Linked DNA regions of Homo sapiens: region 2 is linked to region 1. The links are chromatin loops, found by intact Hi-C in ENCODE. Cell type or tissue: breast epithelium. All regions are shown on one strand. Links, peaks and the distances in the headings refer to the core of each region. The heading gives the core; the rest is flanking DNA. Region 1 overlaps NME6 (NME/NM23 nucleoside diphosphate kinase 6). Region 2 has its middle 7.5 kb from the start of FBXW12.

Region 1 (2,800 bases), core at 205-2,704:
GAGTCACCTTTAAGTCTAACAGGATTCTCGACTTGTCAGTTTGTTGTAAACCAAGAGTCAAGACAGCCACAACTTAGCTGCGTTAGTAAAGGAACCATGTCCTCCCTACAGGCCGCGTGTTCTTGCCACGAGAACCCCTAGCAGCCTGGCCTTGGAATGGCTGGATGAGGTGCATTCGTTGGTTCATTCAGATACTGTTAAGAGCCAGCTGTGTGCTAGGTACTGCTTACACCTTCTGGTGGTGAAGACGGAACTGAAGGGAACTTGCAAGGAGCTGTGAGAAAGTGTAACGGGAAGTGAGCTAAGATCACTAAGGTGGGCAGGAGGCAACCAGAGAAAGCACATTCAGGACTGCGAAAACTACTCACACAAAGGCTGTCAAGCCAGAAATTCTTTCAAAACTGAAAGGCCCATGAGGTTGGAGCTAGAGAAACTTAAGGAGTGTGGGGTTCCAGATGAGGCTAGAGAGGTACGTGGGGAACCACAAGATCATGCAGAGCCTGGGAGGCCGTGATAAGGATTTTGGTTTTTATTCTAAGAACAGGGTGCCCTTTAAAGGGTTAAGGAGGGGAACCATATGATTAGATTTTCATGTGTGGTTCACTTTGGCTGCTGTGTGGAGATTGTAGAGGTTGGCAGGACAGAAACTGGGAGACCAAAGAGGAGGCTGTCAAGATGTCCAGAGGGGAATGATGATGTCTTAGAGTTATGGTGGTAGCAGTTGAGGATGGGAGAATGGTATGGGTTTTGAGATATATTAGGTAGGGAAAATTGCCAGAAGTTGGTGATCGTGTGGATATGAAGAGTGAGGGAGGGGAGGTGTCATGGATGTCTCTGTAGACAGTTGCTGAAAATGACGTGTTACCACCTGTGGCATTAGGGAGAGTGGGTTAGCTGATCTTGTACTGGTTAGATTGGGTGTGGCTTTATGGTTTGAGTGGAAAATCAGGTTGAAAGCTGTAGAAAGGACATGAATAGGAGCGACCATGGCAGTTTCTTTGCTTGGGCCAGATTCTAATACCACCTTTAACATGATTGACAGTTTTTAGGATAAGATAAATGAGAATGTTGTCTAGACTCTGTCCCTGCCTATGTTAATGGAAGCCTTCTCTGTATTTGTCGACAAATGATTTTATATATATACACACATATATATTATATATATATACACACACACACATACACACATATGTAGTAGAGTCAGGGTCTTGCTTTGTTGCCCAGGTCAAACTCCTGGCCTCAAGTACTGATATTACAGGTGTGAGCCACTACACATGGCCAAATGAGAGATAATATTGAGATAAGATTTTGAGACAAAGTCTTTACTCCTGCAGAGGTGATAAATTTCTCACGTATAACTCGGATTTCACAATTGGAAAAGACCTCAAAATTCCCTTAGTCCAGTTTATAAAATGCTTTTATGTCCATTATATCATTTCTACAATATTGAGCTCTTACACCATGCTAGACATTAGGAATACAAAGATGAATAGAAATAAGACTATATAGGTTTATTTAGTAAATAAAATTGATCAAGCACCTTTGTGTCAGGCACTGTTTCAGATGCAAAATGGTTATGACTTGTTCCTGATGTTGGAGTTGTGTGTTGACCTCAGTGTTACCACTGAGGACAGCTGAGTGTATTAACAGGTTTGATTTGGGCACAGGAGATCCTGATCTCTCCATAATATTAGAATAGAGATGGTGTTTATCCAGCAGACTTTTTGGTATCCTGGTAGCACCTCAGTTGCTGTCCATCAATCTTCCAATTCTAGATTTGATAGGAGAGCACTATGGGATGGAAGATTTTAAGAGATGAATTCATCATTATGAATAGGCCTTGTGGATAGGCTGTTTAGGAGTATAAATTGTAAATCCTCTGTAAAATACAAAAGGAAGTTAGGAAGGGATATTGGCAGAGACAGGTAGTATTTAAACTTGAGTTTCTTTTAATGGGTAATTCCCTCATAGGCTTACAGTTGCACTAGATTGTATACTCCACGGGGGAACTTGAATGCTCCCTCTACAACTCCCCTCCCTTGATCCCATGAGCCCAAATGGGCAATTAAAATAATGTATATGGCCTTAAGATGAAACTGTCAGGTTCTTTATGAGTGTCAGGAGTGAGAGCACTCGTTGGCTTGCAAGGCTGCGTGGCTCCAATGTAGGGAAGGCTGGGAGTGCCGTCCTGAAGGGTTCCTAATACAGCTCTCTAATGGCAGGAGTGAGATGGCCTCAATCTTGCGAAGCCCTCAGGCTCTCCAGCTCACTCTAGCCCTGATCAAGCCTGACGCAGTCGCCCATCCACTGATTCTGGAGGTAAGAATGAATCCTAAGTCTCTACCGCATGCCCTGGGAATTGCTACTGCTTCAGGTGCCATTGGGCCATTTATGGTGACTGACAACACAGACTTGTGCTGGATGCTGTGGAGGCAAAGCTAGAAGCCATGAACTCTGACCTAAGGAGACTAAGAATCCATTGGAGACTTGAGGCAGACCTAAAATGTAAGAAAGGACCCAAAGCAATAATAGAACCGAATATCAAGACAATGTGTATTTGTTAGTTTCTATTGCTACATAACACATTACTCCAGACTTGAGAGCTTAAAACAACACTTATTTGTTATTTCACAGTTCAGTAGTTTAGAGGTCCAGTAGGCTTGGCTGAGTTGTTTGCTTAAGGTCTCACAAGGCCAAAGTCAAGGTATTGGCTGACCAGGTCCTTATCTGGAGGGTCTGGGGGAAGAATTCACTTCCAGACTCATTCAGGTTGTTGGCAGAGTTGATTTCTTATGATGGT
Region 2 (2,800 bases), core at 66-2,565, 66 kb before region 1:
CCTGATTTTACCATTTTACATTCCCACCAGCACAGTTTCTCCACATCTTTGGTACCTAGTACTGTCAGCATTTGGTATTGTCATTAAAAATTCAAAACATAAAATTTACAATTTCAGCCATTTCTGAGCATACAGGTCAGTGGCATTATTTTCACTCTTGTGCAACCGTCACCACTGCCCATTCTTCAGAATGTTTTCATCATCCCAACTGAAACTTGTACCCATTAAACAATAACTCCCTGTTACCCCTTCCCCCAGGCCCTGTTAACCACTATTGTTTTTTAATTTAGCAGTCCAATAGGAGTGCAGTGATATCTCACCATGGTCTGGATTTATACTTTTATAATGATTAGGGATGATGAATATCTTTTCTTCCCCTTCTCCCTTCCCCCTCCTCTTCTTCTTTTTGCTTATGCCAATTTTTAGAGAACCATTTGTTGAGAAAGCTACCCTTCCTTTGTTGAATTGTTCTTATACCTTTCTAAGGATCCAGCTGGCATATTTGTGGGAGTTTATTTCTGGATTTTGTATTTTCTTCCAGGTGATCCACCCACCTCAGCCTCCCAAAGTGCTAGGATTACAGGCATGAGCCACCGCACCCAGCCGTAAATTTTAGAATAAAGTTGTCTATGTTTACAAAAAGAATCCTGGAGTTTTGATAAAAATTGCATTAAATCTATACAGTGTATCAGTTTGGGGGAGAATTGACATCTTTATGATGTTGAGTTTCTAATTAATTAACATGGTCTGTCCATTATATAGGTCTTTGATTTCTTTCACTTCAGCATGCTGGTCCTGTCATGTTTTTTTAGACCTATTCCTAAATATTTCAATTTTGGAAGCAATTATAATAGTCTGTTTCAATTTCCATGTGTTCTTGTTACTATATAGAAATATGATTTATTTTAATATGTTGATCTTGCATCCCATTACTTTACTGATCTTACTTATTAATTCTGGGAGTTAATTTTGAATATTCCTTGAAATTTCTATATAGAACATTTTTATCATGTCACTGGTAAATGACAATTTTATTTTTCTTTTCTGATCTATATGCCTTTCTTTTCCTTTTCTTGCCTTATCATGCTGGGTAAGACTTCTAGTACTGTGATGAGTCAGAGTGGTAAGAGCCAACATCTTTATCTTCGTCCTGATTTTAGGGAGATATTGACTGTGGGTTTTTTACAGATGTTGAAGAAGTTCTTCTATTCCTAGTTTGCTCAGGGTTTTTTTTCTTGTTTATCATAAGTGGGTGTTGGATTTTGTCAAATGCTTTCTCTGTATCAATTGATATAATCATGTCACTTTCTTTAGCCTGCTAATATAGTGGGTTACATTGATTTTTTTCAAATATTGAACATGGTTTGCATTCCTGGTATTCCACTTGATGATGATGTGTAATTATTTTAACACTTTGTTGGATTCAATTTGCTATTAACTTGTTGACGGTTTTTGTGTCTAAATTCATGAAAGATATTAGTCTGTAGTTTTCTTTCTTTTTTGTACTGTGTTTGGTTTTGGTATTAGGGTAATACTAGTTTATTAGTCTCTTTGCACACTGCTTTAAAGAAATACTCGAGACTAGGTAATTTATAAAGAATACAGGTTTAATTGGCTCACATTTCTGCAGGCTGTGCAGGAAGCATCATGTTGCATCTGCTCAGCTTCTGGGAAGACCTCAGGAAACTTACAATCATGGTGGAAGGCGAAGTGGGAGCAGGCCTGTCACGTGGCCAAAGTAGGAGCAAGAGGGTGGGGGGGGGGGTGCTACACACTTTTAAACAACCAGATCTCATGAGAACTCACTCACTGTCACAAGGACAGACCAAGTGGATGGTACTAAACCATTCATTCATGAGAAATCTGCCTCCATGATCAAATCACCTCCCACCAGGCCCCACCTCCAATTTTGGAGATTACAATGGGACATGAGATTTGGGCAGGGAAACAGGTCAAACCATATCAACTGGCCTCATAAAATGAGTTGGGAAATGTTGTCTCCTATTTTCTGTAAGAGATAGTGTATAATTGGTGTTAATTATTCTTTAAATGCTTGGTAGAATTCTACAGTGATACTATTTGGACCTGAAGATTTCTTTTTTAGAATTTTAAAGTTACACATTCAGTATCTTTAATAGTAATAAGACTACTCAGATTATTTCATATTGAGGAAATGGTAGTAAGTTTGTGATCGTCAATAAATCTGTTCATTTAATCTGAGTTATCAAATTTGTGTGTGAAGAGTTGATCATAATATTCCTTTTATTATTATTTTGATGTCTGCAAGGTCTATGGTGATATTCCGTTTTATTATTGATATTGAGTTTGTGTCTTGTCTTTTTTTTTCTTCGTCAGTCTTGGTAGAGGTTTGTCAATTTTATTGATCTTTCTTAAAAAGCAGCTTTTTGTTTCATTTATATTTTGTTTTTCTGTTTTTAATTTTTGTTGTTTCTAAATTTTCTTAAGACTAAAGCTTAGATTATTGATTTGAGACTTTCCCTCTTTTCTAAAGTAAAATATTTGCTATTTATTTTCCTCTCAGCACTGATTAGGCTGCATCCCACAAATTTTTGTTATGTTGGATTTTGTTCTTCTTCTTCCTTCTTCCTTCTTCCTTATTCCTTCTTTCTTCTTCTTTTTTTTTTGACATGCAGTCTTGCTCTGTAACCCAGGCTGGAGTGCGGTGGCACAATCTCGATTCACTGCAACCTCCGCCTCCTGGGTTCAAGCAATTCTTGTGCCTCAGCCTCCCAAGAAGCCAGGATTACAAGCATGAGCCACGACGCCTGGCTAATTTTTG

What was found. Hi-C counts contacts between places; a loop is a spot of excess contacts. Peaks named below come from ENCODE experiments on the same cell type or tissue, not always from the same donor. Only the 100,000 strongest peaks of a DNase experiment are listed, where the experiment ranks them.
Region 2: a loop joins it to region 1, with 19 times the contacts of the local background. A loop is called at or near these places in 4 of 110 quality-filtered maps.

What each region holds. Positions count from the first base shown.
Region 1 is chr3:48,297,946-48,300,745 of GRCh38, reverse strand. NME6 (NME/NM23 nucleoside diphosphate kinase 6) reads left to right here. Exons shown (of 6, transcript NM_001308426.2): 2 at 2,223-2,319. The coding sequence starts at 2,230. Among named protein-coding and RNA genes, the nearest start is that of NME6, 2.0 kb to the left of the region's middle. In breast epithelium, for the core only: no CTCF peak of the experiment used is centred there; no DNase peak of the experiment used is centred there; H3K4me3 peaks cover 204 bases; H3K27ac peaks cover 6 bases.
Region 2 is chr3:48,363,349-48,366,148 of GRCh38, reverse strand. No RefSeq gene overlaps it. Among named protein-coding and RNA genes, the nearest start is that of FBXW12, 7.5 kb to the left of the region's middle. In breast epithelium, for the core only: no CTCF peak of the experiment used is centred there; no DNase peak of the experiment used is centred there.